Regions from separate parts of the Homo sapiens genome. Here region 1 is linked to region 2. Evidence: read pairs that join two places in POLR2A ChIA-PET (ENCODE). Cell type or tissue: B cell. All regions are shown on one strand. Links, peaks and the distances in the headings refer to the core of each region. The heading gives the core; the rest is flanking DNA. Region 1 overlaps TAGAP-AS1 (TAGAP antisense RNA 1). Region 2 holds the start of LOC124901449.

Region 1 (7,425 bases), core at 1,650-6,649, 97 kb after region 2:
CTCAACCATGTAAATAGTTTGGCCAATATTACAGACCCTGGAGCCAAATCAGTTTCATGTGGTCATCAATCATGACATTTCTTCTGAAACATGAGGTAAAGCATGTGATGCAAGAAATCCACTTTCCGGGAAATGACGGAGACCTTAAGAGGAGCAGCTCAAGGAGGTTCTTGCAGGCCAAACCACAGCCCGTGGCCACAGAACTGACCAGACCACATGGAGGCCAATCAAATACCTGTGTGTGGGTCCAGCATGAACAATGCTGGTCTTAAAGTGGATCATGATCTCCTCATTACTGAGATCTTCATTTTGACCACTCTTTTGAGTAGCAGATCTTTGAGATGTGTTAATGAAAGGACGGGAAGGTCTATGGTACCAGGCCTTGCAAATCTGAAAGTATATGCTGTTGCCTTGAAAGACAACAGACTTAGTTGGGCATGAGGTTGTTCCCAACATTTCCCCCTGAAAACTCTACTACGTGTGGTTTCATTGTCTTCTGATCTTGGGTGTTGCAAAAAATAAAAAAATTAAAAAATTTTAAAAAAAAGCCTATGGCCAGAGAGATTTTTGTTCCTGCATAGGAAACTTACTTTTTTCTATCTGAATGCTCATATGGTCTATTTCTTATATCTTTGTAATGTGAAAATGTTGTCATTCTTTTTTCTTGGAATGCAGTGGATTCTTTTTTTTTTTTTTTTTTTTTTTTTGAGATGGAGCCTCGCTCTGTTACCCAGGCTGGAGTGCAGTGGTGCAATCTCGGCTCACTGCAACCTCCACCTCCTGGGTTCGAGCAATTCTCTCCTGCCTCAGCCTCTCATGCAGCTGGGATTACAGGCACACGCCACCACACCTAGCTAATTTTTGTATTTTTAGTAGAGACAGGGTTTCTCCACGTTGGCCAGGCTGGTCTCAAACTCCTGACCTCAAGCAATCTGCCTGCCTCAGCCTCCCAAAGTGTTAGGATTACAGGCATGAGCCCCTGCGCCCAGCCCTGTGGTGGATTCTTTTGATCTTCATCTTCAAGTTCTTTTCAGCACAAGAAACACTTGTTTAATTAGGTCTTTGGTTGTTGCTTCTATTTTCCCATAGGAATACCTAAGATTCTTGCGTTGACTCATTCTTCCCTCCCCTAGATAGCTCTCATCTCCCACACTCGGCCAATATTTTTAATCCTTTTCTCTGCATTCTGGCAACATACGTTAGGTGGTTCTTCACATCCCTCATTTGACATTCAACAGCATTCTCTCTATGTGGATGTGAATGCTATTATTCATCTTTAATTGCTTTTTAATCACTTATCTCTTGATATTCCCTGCCTCATACTCTGATTCAGACACATTGAACTTCTCTCAATTCCTCAACATTCTAGGGTTTTGTTTTTGTATTTGCTTTTGGAGGCAGGGTCTCCCTCTGTTACCCAGGCTGGAGTGCAGCGACATAATCACAGCACACTGCAGCCTCTACCTCCCAGGTTCAATCGATCCTCTGGCCTCAGCCTCCCAAGCAGCTGGGACTACAGCTGCGTGTCACCACACTCAGCAAATTTTTGTATTTTTTTGTAAAGATGGGGTTTCACCATGTTGCCCAGTCTGGTCTCAAACTTCTGGGCTCAAGCAATTCTCCTGCCTTGGCCTCCCAAAGTGCTGGGATTACAGGCATGAGCCACTGGGCCTGGACAACATCTTGGGTTTTTTCTCACCTCTAGGGCTTCACACACGGCATTCTTTGGTCATAAACACTCTCCACCACCATGTCATTTCATTTGGCAAACTCCTACATCTTCATATGCTCTGAGCTCCAGCTTTCATGTAGGAAGCTTGCCACGACCGCCAAGGATGGCTCGGAGTCCTCGTGCTTCTATTGTGCCCTGCCAACCCTATTATCACACATTTCACACTGAATTGGAAATGCCAGTTCCCTTGTCTGGTACCTCACTAGATTCTGAGAGGACAAGAATCATGGCAATTTTATTCATCATTATATCCTCAGCCCCGAGCGCCATTGCTGGCATGTGGTAAGCATTAAAAAATATTTTTGCCTATAATATCAGTCTTTTTCAATCACATCCGTCTTTTTGCATCTTAAGAATTCTCTGCATGGCTTTATTCAAAGGTGGTACCAAACAGCATCTTTAGGGATACCAATGAGTTTCATTTTTAGAGCTCTGTCTTCCTCTGATTATTCAAATGTGTGTTCCCTTCCTCCTACTTGACAGCATTTTTTCGCAGATTTTATGTTTCTCCTCACCTCCTCCTCCAATGAATAGAACAGATCCAGACCTGGTGCCCACCAACAGACACACATCATATTGTCCTCGGCCTCACTTTCTATCTACCTGGGTGCCTGTCAATCTCCTCTTCAAGCTAAAAAACAGACTGCAATGTCCAGCTCCCAGCTCCCTCCCATTTCCAGCTACTGTGCTCCTCTAGACAGAAATGGGACATGCCCTGTCCTACTGCCATGGGTATTTAGTTAGAATTGGAAGAAATTCCAACTTCAGTCAATGCCACTTTAAACCAGGAGTCCCCAGCCCTGTCATTTTAAATGAATCCCAGGAACAATGACAGAATTTTGATAATTTTGGCAGGTGTTCTTAGAACACACTTTAGAAGTCTTATTTATGTCCTATATATTAGAGTTTCATCTTAAACCAGCCTTGTATAAAAAATTTTGTAATCCTGTTAATGTCTTTGTTTTCTGCCTCTATAATTAAGAACTTACCTTTGACGTTTGGAGCACTGACCCTGTTTCTCTGGAGTCTTTTCCTCCTGAATGGGCCACTCCCAGCTTTTTCTTGAATAAACTTTTTTTTTTTTTTTTTTTTTGAGACAGAGTCTCGCTCTGTCGCCCAGGCTGGAGTGCAATGGCGAGATCTGAGCTCACTGCAAGCTCTGCCTCCCGGGTGCACGCCATTCTCCTGCCTCAGCCTCCTGAGTAGCTAGGACTACAGGCACCCGCCACCATGCCTGGCTAATTTTTAAACTATTTAAAACTGGAAAAAAAATTAAAATAGAAAAATTAGCTGGGCATAGTGGCAACTACCTGTAGTATCAGCTATTCTGGAGGCTGAGGCCAGTGGATGGCTTGATCCCAGGAGGTTAAGACTGCAGTGAGTCATGATTTTGCATCACTACACTCCAGCCTGGGTGACAGAGTGAGACCCTGTCAGGAAGGGAAGGGAAGAAGAAGGGAAGGGAAGGGAAAAAGAAAGAGAGAGAAAAGAAAGAAAGAAAAGAAAGAAAGAGAGAGCGAGAGGGAGGGAAGGAAGGAAGGAAGGAGGGAAGGAAGGAAGGAAGGAAGGAGGGAAGGAAGGAAGGAAGGAAGGAAGGAAGGAAGGAAGGAAGGCAGGCAGGCAGGCAGGCAGGCAGGCGGGCGGGCGGACGGGCAGGCAGGCAAAGACATGCAGACTCAAGGATATTAAACTGTTTCAGAGCATGTGAGTTTTATTTTTCAAAACTGGAAGGTCAGCATTAACTGACAATGGCACTCATAAATTCAAAATTCTTATTCTCTTCATCAAAATCAAGGTAATTCTACGTCTACTTCTCCAGCCCCAGCTTCTCACCTTCTCAAGCTATAGGATGTTGTCATGCAGGTGCCCTACAATCACAATATCAAAATGTTCCCCCACAAGGTAGGGGAGGTAAGTTTGGGCCAAAGAGAATAAAGGCACCAGACAGAAGCAAAGGGGAATGAAGGGTACACATGCTGCCGTCATTCCAATCTCTGATTCCAGCAATGCCTAAAGCCCACCCACAATGCTGCCATCCCTGAAGGCACAGGAACCACCCCATAAACTTCAAAACATGCCCTTCTGCCAAGCAAATTCAAATTGGATTTCTCCCTTATGCAACCGGGGGTTCTCACTAATACAACTGCTTTACATAATACCTATATTGCTGTAAAGTTCGGTATAAATAATTTTTATAAAATTTTTTAAATCTTATATTTACATAGCACTTCATAATTTTCTAAATTGTTACACACATTATCTCTTTTGGTATGCAAAAATAATTGCTTGAGATGGCCAGAACAGCATTTACTATCTATCGTTTTAAAATAACAACAACAAAATAAGACAAAGAATAATTTAAATTTTGCATGAGGTCACATAGCTAGTGAGAACAAAACAGGAGATGAACTCGAAGCTTCTGACTCCAAATCCAATACTCTACACCCAGAACTCTGGTCTTCTGATTGCTAGCCCAGTGCTCCACGCACCACTTGACGGCCATGCACATTTGTTAAACATACTAGAGACTGTCTTTTGAAAGGAAACCTCTCCACCATGTAAGTAACTGCCTTCTAGTTAGCTACTTTGTTTCGCTTTTGTTTTTGTTTTTGTTTTGAGACTGGGTCTCTTTCTGTCTGTCACCCAGGCTGGAGTGCAATGGCGCAATCTTAGCTCACTGCAACCTCTGCCTCCTGGGTTCAAGGAATTCTACCGCCTCAGCCTCCCGAATAGCTGGGATTACAGGTGCCTGCCACCATGTCTGTCTAATTTTTGTACTTTTGTAGAGATGGTGTTTCACCATGTTGGCCAGGCTGGTCTTGAACTCCTGACCTCAGGTGATCTGCCTGCCTCAGCCTCCCAAAGTGCTAGGATTACAGGCATAAGTCACCGCGCCGGGCCAAGTTGGCCTACTTTGTAAATATGATTTTTAAAAATAATATTTCCCTAATACAAGGTATACCTGGGCTGCAATTATTTCGCTTACTAGAAGCTAATGAAGAATTAGTGACACCTTGTGGCAAAAGCTTATTAATTCATGTTCTACTGCTACCCATTTGCAGAGATGTCCAAAGGCTTCGTGCACTTCACTAAGAAGACAAGAGCAAAACTTTTGGAAAGAATAACCTAGGGTTGCAACTCTGCCTCTGTAACTAGATTCTCTCTTCAATCACTCTACATGGGCTTCAGTCCCCTCCTCTTCACAGAATCTGTGTGACTGTCAAGTTTACAGATGACTTCCAGGTTGGCAAACTCAATGATTACTTCTCAAGTCTCACCTTTCTCAACCTCTCAGTGGTATCTGACCAGGTTGAACACACTGTTCCTAAAACCCTTGGATTTGGCAAAATCAGTTTCCCTTCTCCTTTAAAATGTTTTAAAGCCATCTAAGTGCTCATGAGTACCAAATTTATATCTCTAGTTCCACTGAACTTCAGATTCGCATCTCTAACCTGCCAATGTGACGTATGTATTTGGATGTCCAATAGCATCTGTCCAAAACAAAACTCTTGGTCTCCTACTCTTTCCAACAATTGACTGCATCGCATAAATAACATGATCATCCTGTCAGTTTAGTAAAGCCAAAATCTTAGCAGTCATTCTGTAGTCCTCCACTACTTACTATTAGTAAGTGGCAGTGAGGAGTAGAGGAATAAAGGGACTTAGTTCGTTCTCTGAAAGCTCCCAAATGTACCTCTTCTCTCCATTTTCCCTACTATCACCCTAATTCAAGCCAGAGCCTCTCATTAACCTACTCAGCACCTTCCTAACTAGCAACTTAATCTTCACCTCTTACAATCCATTCTTCACATAGCAATCAGTGATCTTTTTAAAATATAACTCAGATGATATCCTTTCTTAAAACCCTTGAATGGCTCCCCATAATCCCAACTCCTCCTCCATTCTACAAAGCCCTCCAATTTGCCCCCAGCTTCCTCAAAATGCTCTAAAAGCTCACGTCTAACCACTCTTCCCCGTCATTCCATGTTCTAGCCACACTGGCCTTCCTTTTGCTCCTTAAACATACAAGCTTGTTCCTTCCTTAGGAACAGTGCACTAGCCACCGCCCTCTGTCTGGGCGGCTCCCCCAGAACTTCATGTGGTTCGCTGCTTCTTATGTCACAAGGTCTCTAGTTAGATGTTACCTTCTCAGGCCTTTTCTGCTACTTAACTGAAGGCAGCTACTCATGCCCCCCAACACCACCACAAAGTTTTTGTTTTGTTTTCACCAAAGCTTTTATCATTTCATGAAATTTTCTTTTTTTCTTTTTTGATTTATTTGCCTATTATCTACTTCCCTACAGTAGGACAAAAGCTTCATCTATCCGAAGCTCTTATAATACTGCTCAGTACAGGGAAGGTGCTTAGTGTCTGTCAAATAATGAACTATATTAAGTTCTCCCTTGCATTCTCTTACTGATGTGGTTTGGATCTGTGTCCCCACCCAAATCTCATGCCAAAGTATAATTCCCAATGTTGGATGTGGGCCTGGTGGGAGGTGATTGGATCATGGAGGTGTTTTTCATGAATGGTTTACTGCCATCTACTTGATACTGTCCTCAGGATAGTGAATGAGTTCTTGCGAGATCTGGGTTTTTAATTTTGTTTTGTTTTGTTTTCTTTGAAGCAGAGCCTCACTCTGTCGCCCAGGCTGGAGTGCAGTGGTATGATCTCGGTTCACTGCAACCTCTGCCTCCCAGGTTCAAGTGATTCTCCTGCTTCAGCCTCCCAAATACCTGGGATTACAGGCACACACCACCATGCCCGGCTAATTTTTGTATTTTTAGTAGAGACAGGGTTTCACCATGTTGGCCAGGCTGGTTTCGAACTCCTGACCTCAGGGGATCTTCCCGCCTCGGCCTCCCAAAGTGCTGGGATTACAGGTGTGAGCCACTGCGCCCGGCCAAGATCTGATTGTTCAAAGGCATGGAGCACCTCCCCTTCTCCCTCTTGCTCCTGCTCCTGCCATGTAAGACACCTCACTTCTCCTTTGCCTTCCACTATGACTGGGAGCTTCCTGAGGCCTCTCCAGAAACAGATGCCGCCACACTTGCTGTACAGCCCGCAGAACCATAAGCCAATTAAACAGCTTTTCTTTATAAATTACTCAGCCTCTGGTATTTCTTTATAGCAATGTGATAACAGACTAATACATTTACCTACACTTAAAAACATTTCTGAAACCATAGCCTTTCACTCACTTTTTGCACACTTAAATGGAAAATATGCTGCTGCTTCTTTTCTTGGATAAATTGTATACCCCTGCTATTCACTCATTCAAAAAACTATTATAACCAAACATTAAGTAATATGGTAGGACTACAAATACAAATGGAACATGATCCCTACCCTCAAGGAAGTCATGGCCTAGTGGAAGCAAACATGTTAGCAAATCATTATAAAAGCCATGTGGCAAGTAAAAGATGGCGTTGTGGCTGCAAACTATATGAACCCAAGTTAGAGGCATCAGAAATGGCCTCCTGGCCGGGTGCTGTGGCTCACGCCTGTAATCCCAGCACTTTGGGAGGCCGAGGCGGGTGGATCACCTGAGGTCGGGAGTTCAAGATCAGCCTGACCAACATGGAGAAATCCTGTCTCTACTAAAAATATAAAATTAGCCAGGTGTGGTGGTGCATGCCCGTAATCCCAGCTACTTGGGAGGCTGAGACAGGAGAATCGCTTGAACCTGGGAG
Region 2 (7,425 bases), core at 984-5,983:
TCTACCCAGCACCTGCTTAGAAAGGGCAAAGGTTGTGGCAGTAGCAGGGAGGTGTGGGATGGCCCCCAAGAAGGGTGGACACAGAGACCCGGGAAGGAGGAACTGGATCTGTAGCCAGCAATGCATATATTTAATTTTATTCCATGATTTCTTCCAGGATTAGCTAACTCTATCCACCCATCCTGGCTTATGTGGTCACCTCCTGAACATGGGGTCCAGTCCACATGAAATCACCCTCCTATCAGCTTGTTCCTCCATTCCTTCTTCCAGCCAGATTGTTACTCTATGCCCTGGGACCTGAGCATGCCTGGCCCATTCCCAAGCCTGCCCTGGGCTTCCTGGTATTTCTACTTCCAGCTCATACCTCACTTCCTCCAAGAAGCTTTCCCTGACCTCTCTAGTCCAGCAAGTTCCTCCTCCACCGAGCCTCTCCCACTGGCCTTTCCACAGTTAGGCACTTTCTCCAATGCTGCCTGTTGGGTCACTTGCCTTTTCATGTAGCACCATGAGGACAGGGACACTCCTTGTCTGTACCTTTTCATGTAGCACCATGAGGACAGGGACACTCCTTGTCTGTACCTCCTCAGGAGTCTGCAAAGGGTTCTGCATGGAATCTGGGCGATGTTGACTGCAGAAAGACTGGACAAGTGCCAGGTAATCTGTAGGTGTGCAAGAATGAATGGAAAAATTTTAAATATCCACTATAGACAGAGGGAAAAAAAAATCCTATTTGAAATGTTACCTTGCCCCTAGGTTTGAATTTAAGAGGTATTTTCTCCAATTTGATCATCAAAATATGACAAGTGAATGCTGTTGCTATGAAGTCTTATGAAGATCTTGCATGTTATCCAGGCCTCGGGTTCCCTCTTCTCTCTCTAACAAAATATAGTTTAAAATTTTCACTTGTGGGCTGGGCGCAGTGGCTGACACTGGTAATCCTAGCACTTAGGGAGGCCAAGGTGGGCAGATCGCTTGAGCCTAGGAGTTCAAAATCAGCCTGGGAAACATGGCAAAACTCCATTTATTTAAAAAAAAAAAAATTAGCCTGGCATGTTAGCGTGTGCCTGTACTCCCAACTACTCCAGAGGCAGAGACAGGAGGATCGCTTGAGCCAGGGAGGTCGAGGCTGCAGTGAGCCTTGATTGCGCCACTGCACTCCAGCCTAGGAGACAGAAGGAGACCCTGTCTCAAAATAAGAAAATCACTTGTAATTTTGCTTATTTAGTATTTGGTGAATGAACTCATTAGAAGTCACATTATCAGCCACCGACTCCGGTCAGCCGTGGGCTGGGAGAGAAAGGGAGAGCAGAGCAGATGCAGCTCCCGCCCTCCTGGAACATGACATCATCTAATTTGTTCATTCAACAGAAACTTCGCACACACTTACAAAGCACCCCGCTCTGTTCTAGGTGGGCTCTGGGGATAGAAAACTGAGTAAGAGAATGTGGTCCCTGTCCTTAGGCACACATTATCCATTGGAGAAAACAGCTGAACCAGGCACAAGTCACTAAGTTCCCAGTTTCTCAGAGGGTTTGATGAAGGTGTTAGATATACAGAATCACTCTAATACTATGTCTGAAAAAAAAAATACTTCCCATTAAAGAGCAAGGTTGTAGGAACATTTTGAGGGCAGGAAAGGAAGAGCAACTCTTCACTCTACGCTCAAAAAAATCTCCCGCCTGGTCTCTGATAGCTTCATTTCTTTTCACGAGAAAATAAAGCATTACATTTCATAAAAGACAAGGCTTAGAAAGCTGACTTCAACTACTGTCATATTCCCAAGGGGAGCAAGGAAACGCAGGGGAAAACACAAGGCATACCCATTTTACAGATAAGGAGACTGAGGCTCTGTGGGGAAGGTTTAGCCGGTTGGCTGGGCTTGCGGGTGAGTTAGAGGAGGTGGCACTGCTCCAGCCCACATCCCTGGTTCTCAGGCATCCCTCTCTCCCGGGCTCCTCCATTAAACTCTGCGTGCCAGCCCAGGGCACCAATCATGGGCAGAGTGGGCTCTCCGCTGCCTCGTGGGGTCCCAGCAGAATTAACTTTCATGAAGCAAGTTAGAGAAAAGTTAAGAAGAGCAGCCTCAATGCAGGTTGCTAAAGCCCAGCCCCACTGAGCAGGTGCACGGAGCCAGCCTGCTGTTCTGCAAGCACAACCCGCTAGATGCCAAACCAGTGTGTTGCAGGTGGTCTGAGCCAGGAAGTAGATCTGAAGCTTCAGGGTAGCTGTGTGAGTGAAAAAAAAAAAAAAAAAAAAAAGAACGTGATTCCTATCTGACCGATGACTCAGAAGTATGAACTGGGGGGCCTTTCCTTCCTGACCCACCTGACAGGGCCATGGCCGACACAGCCGTGTGTACACCAGTGAGCCTGTCACATCGCGGGTCTGCTGTGACATTCTGTCGAGCCCGAGGCAGAATCCAGTGTGAGCAGATTTCTCACGCTCCAGGCTTCCCTCACAAAGCTGCGTTTCCCTCAGCTACTTCTTTACCTATTTGGAAAGAATAGCAGGAAAAGGAAAGATGGATCTTGGTGAATCTTCCAAAAATCCTGTACTGGATTCCAGAGCTGGACTACTCAAAGGTGTGAAATTGGATCTCCTCCTCTTTAAAAACTCTTTTCCTGGGGTCTTCATACTCCCCACTTCTTCCTCTCCCATAAAAACCTGGTTTTAGGAAGGGAAGACATCAAATCATTCACCTGGAGGAGTACATGAATAAGAGCACCTTACCATGTACTTGCCTTTTAACAGAGATCAAGAAACATTTTGCAAAGGAATGAGTGTTACCAGATAGGAAGTCGTGACTGTGAGTTGTCCAGGTTCTTGGCGTGTTGGACAAAGGATTTAATAAAATGCACAAAGCAACAAAGGAAGGAAGCAACGAAAGTGCAGGTTTATTGAAGTGAAAGTACACTCTATAGAGTGAGAGTTGGCTCGATCAACGAAGCAGCTCAAGAGCCCCATTTAGAATGTTCTTTGGGGTTTTTGTTAAGCTGAAATAATTTGGTAACACCCCTAGATTCCCTTTAGAGGCCTCCAATTGGTTACCCGCTATGATGGATGGGCCCCCAACCAATCAGAGGCTGAAGTGGAAACTTCCGTTTTGTTATCACAGGAGTGAGGTTGTGGCCTGTATGCTGCCTAATCTTGCCTAGAACTGGCTGCACCTGCTGTTCCTTTGCTTATGCCTTAACCCTTGGTTACCCTAATTCCCTATTCTCCTGCCTTATAAGGGTGGTGCTAGGCATTAGCTAGGACACAGATGGGGCATCTTAGACAGAAGAGGCTCATTCTTCACTCAAAAAGCCACACCTGGTTGTCTTTTTTTTTTTTCTCTAGTTCAATCATCCAGCTTTGTCCTGGACCTGGTCTGGGCGCACCGTGCTGGAGAGAGACCTGGCCCAGCCCACCAGCACGGCTTCTTCAGAGGACCTTTCTGGTCTACCTGATTCACCACAGCTTGATCATTTGCAGCCTGATTTTGCAGTTCATCTCTTTGTATTCATATGTATTCTGACTCCTCATTTACCCTATAAGATCATCTGAGGGGTAAAACCTGACCATCTTCCTTGTTCTTTCCTATCCTGGAAGGTCCATGTGATTTTTGACAATGAATATGATTTCTGTTTGTCTTTGGAATGAGTTTTTGCATTTGATTATCAGGGGGTTCGATGTTTAGGGATTTCTACTCTCAGTGAAATCTAATGCCACACCTGGCAGGAATTGGGTCCTTTTAACATGAGACTAAAATCCAATGAGCCCAGGCCAGGAAGACCTGATTCACAGGGGCCAGGGAGGGTGCTCACTTCTCCACTTCTGCACGAAGCCACCTCCAGTCTGGAAAGAAGCAACTCTTCCATTATCTGTTGGAGATTCCTTATTGCTTATAAAGTAGGAGTAAACAGAGTGTGTGAGATGTTGACCAAGCACGATGGGATGGAACAGATGCCCTCTCATTAATGCAGAGCATATGGCAGAGTTCTGTAGCCATTCTCAATAAAATGGAAAACAAGGTACTTTAAAATAAACACAGCTGGACACAGTCGAGAAAACAATGGTGATCTTTATTTTGCAGAAATGAAGTCAAAGTGTTGCTTACTGGTTGTCAAATAGCCACACATGAAAGGGGCTGGAAACACAGCCAATGTTCAGAGTTAGAGTCACTGCATTGGAGACCCAGAAATCAAGAGTCCTGATCACACCAAGCAGGCTAAGAGAGGGCTGGGGAGGGAGATTTCCACCCTGTCCTTTTCGGTCCCTGGTGCTTCCTCGGCCAGTGTGAGTACAATGATTTGCACAACTACTGCTTTCACTTAATGCAAAAATGGACTGATGTTTTAAGTTGAATCCAGTAGTTCAACCACTGGAGCTTCAGAAGGGTCCACAGCCCGCCCCTTTCTGCCGGAACTGTCTTATGTTATCATCTAATCAGGCATCCCTGGCCATTCACCAATGGTCCGAGAGTTGGGACCTCGTTGATAAATGTATTTATTCCGAATTTAGGTGTAAGTCCCTTCCAGGCAGTGCAGCAGAGCAGAGGATAACAAGGAGACAATTTGGTTTTCTCCATTTTGTTTAGGAACACACTTTTTACATGAGTGCCTTAAGTGCAGCTGCCGTTTCCTACCAAGCAAGACAATGATCAGCCCTGCTTTGTTTGTTCCCACAGCTCAGGAACCTGGCTCAGAGCTGCTCCTCAGTGCCAGCTGCTGGACTGGACAAGATTTTAGGCAAGGCACGGCCACACACCAGGTAGGTGAAAACCCACCACACTGAACCGCTGCCAGGGAGCCCATGAAGGCACTGAGCCTCTCCATGAACAGAGGCCTAACCTCAGCCTGCCTGGCTGATCTCATCTCTAGGGTGCTTTACATGACAGCAGCAGAGTGTGAGCCTGCTGCCCGGAGGAACTATGCAGGTGTAAGCAGCACCCAGCTTGTCCTCAGACACGTGGCAGCCCAGGGGCAAAACATCAGGTTGTTCACGAATCACCAAGGTATTTTTGGCATCATGTTATTATACTCCAAAAACAACCAAAGAGCAGGGGAAAAAAAAAACCCAATTCACAAAAGTAAAATGCAGTCCATCTAAGAGGGTTGTTTAAGTTTAAAGTTTTCTTTACTGAATTGGCCCAAACTGGATAAGCATTAATATCCCTCCCTAAGGCTCCCAGCCAGGCGGGACCAGGCAGAACAAAAGCTTGAGCCAGTTACTGGGCATTTGCCACAGGCCAGACGCCCTCACCATAGCCACATTGCATCATTCATCAAACCCACCTCAGGAAGTGGATGCGGTGATTCTCCCCGGGACACTCTGGGAGGGGGTAGCACAGATAATGAGAAAGACTAGGGATCCCAGGTCAGATATGGGGAATGCCAGAGCTTCGGGTCTTTGCATGAGTAAGGTTAGATAAGCCCGAAAGAGCACAACCAAGGGTCCGCAGAGAGCAGCAAATCAGAGACCACGCCAGGCAGTGGACAGCCCGTGGTCAAGCCCAAAGTGACCTCCAGGAAAGGAGGACATCCCTGTAATGACACTGCAGCCTCTCCCTTGCCCCAGCCCCACTCCCAGGGCACAATTCCAGGCTGCCTGGGGCACCAGAGCTCACATCCTCCCAGGCATGGGCAGGAGGGTCACCGACTGGCGCTGGAGGCTCCGCTGCTGCGGCAGAACCACGGGCTCCCTGCAGAGGGAGCCCTGACCCCTTCCGAGGCAGCAAAAACTAGCCGTGCTCAGACCTCCCTCCTGAGTGAAAGGTTCTGCAGTGTACACAGGTTGTTTGTGCTGGAAGCATTTCCACGGAGCCACAGCAGTGGATAGCTGACACGAAATTCCCTGGCTGTCTCCCATCGTTTGAGAATTAAGGTTATATAGCTGTTATCCGCACATCCTATCAGCCTTTGGGTTACAGGCTGTGATGTTGACTTTTGTGAAAGAAGCAGGGAGCGATGGGACAGGGAGAAAGGCCCGAGGGGGCCATTTGCAGGCACAGCCCTGTCCTCACCCGAGCCACCGCCACCCCAGAGTGGGGTAGCTGATACCCGGCAGGTTGCTGTTGGTGACTGAGCAGGTGTGGGGGGATCCAGATCCAGAAGAGAGGAAGGCGGGGAAGAAAGAGGAGTGCAGAGAGGGCTGAGCCTGCAGCGCTGTGCACTTAGGGGGCTTGCTTGAAGCCTCATTATCTGGGACATAACTGCAGTCAGACGGACTAGGGGGCTCCAGGAGGCTGATGATGTGAAAGGTGATGACAGATTTTCATTTTCCATTAGGAGATGAAAACTGCTTTCCCAAGCTCTCCAAACAGAAGAGAGACTTGGCTGAAGGTCTAAGTAATGCCTGAGGCCTCCAGGAGGGCCAGCGTGTCTGGTCGGGACCACGGTGCACCACGCAGTATTTGTTCCCCGGGGAAGCCACTCCTCTGCTACTGCACTCTGGAAGAGACTCCTGGGTCTCACAAGGGGGTGGAGGTGTCCGCAGAGGCCCTTTAAGGGGTGTGGTTAGAGAAGGCTTAAATTTGCTATCTGGGAACCTCATATCTGAATCTACACACCATGATTTTAACAATCATTTTTAGCGGTTATAACTTCAAATAAAGATTTCAAATTCTATATGGACGCTAATGATCTATTCCAAGCTAATATCCACAGTAGAGGAGAATGAGAAAATCTTGAATGGGAATCCAGTTTGTAGAAGAGTCAAATGATTTTGAGTCTCGAGTAAAGACGCTGCCGTGGTACACAGTATTCAAGACAGCACGTGAAATTAAAATGTGTCTAACTTCCGCTCCCGTCGATGAATTTCTGAACTTTTCCCCCGTGTTAGGGCCCAGGTCTCTCCAGTGCTTTCCAGGGCTACTATCTATAATTGGCAAATGATCCCCTCATACTATCCAATTGTTCTCCTTCCGAAGACCTACAAAAAGAAACCTGATTATCTTGCCAACTGCTCTGTGTTACCAGATGTTTAGTTTGAGAATATGAAGTGTACCTGTGAGAGTATCCAAGCGCAAAACACTTCTGGCCCAAGCTGGCTAGTCTGATCATGAGACCAAGCCTCAAAACCTTGAATTTTATATGAGCTTGACCCAATCAAATAGAACTTAAACATCTCCTGGAAGAAGGGGCAATGTCTTCATCCTCTTTGAGACTTCCTCCTACTCATGGGATTCCGTAGAGTGCTTTGCATACAGCAAGTGCTGAATAATTGAATTTTCTGCCCTGTGGTCACAGAGACCACACCATCCAAATGCCAGTGATAATCTTCAGTGACATTTACAGAGTCTATGTGAATCAGACTAACCACATCTTTAAATCCTGACCCAGTTTCACTCAGATTTGGCTGGACAACTGCCCTTAATAGCCCAGCTTCCAGACTGTCAATCACACAGCGATCTCCTGGACACCTTCTGTGAACCTGGCACAGAGA

Evidence for each region. ChIA-PET counts read pairs that join two places held together with the same protein. Peaks named below come from ENCODE experiments on the same cell type or tissue, not always from the same donor. Only the 100,000 strongest peaks of a DNase experiment are listed, where the experiment ranks them.
Region 1: POLR2A ChIA-PET joins it to region 2 with 15 read pairs; 20 of 35 experiments call an interaction of 5 or more read pairs at or near these places.

What each region holds. Positions count from the first base shown.
Region 1 is chr6:159,006,090-159,013,514 of GRCh38, reverse strand. The region is part of intron 1 of TAGAP-AS1 (TAGAP antisense RNA 1); the gene reads right to left. Among named protein-coding and RNA genes, the nearest start is that of RSPH3, 9.6 kb to the right of the region's middle. RefSeq lists an enhancer at 4,119-4,408. In B cell, for the core only: CTCF peaks have their summits at 4,529 and 4,730 (motif pointing left); DNase peaks (open chromatin) are centred at 4,334 and 4,754; H3K4me3 peaks cover 591 bases.
Region 2 is chr6:159,102,549-159,109,973 of GRCh38, reverse strand. It overlaps LOC112267968, which reads left to right. Exons shown (of 5, transcript XM_047419645.1): 2 at 4,670-4,752. It overlaps LOC124901449, which reads right to left and starts at 2,962. Exons shown (of 5, transcript XR_007059837.1): 1 at 2,326-2,962; 2 at 1,821-2,225; 3 at 1-659. RefSeq lists a silencer at 2,125-2,194. In B cell, for the core only: CTCF peaks have their summits at 5,468 and 5,669 (motif pointing right); DNase peaks (open chromatin) are centred at 2,223, 3,043, 4,903 and 5,683; H3K4me3 peaks cover 3,759 bases; H3K27ac peaks cover 5,000 bases.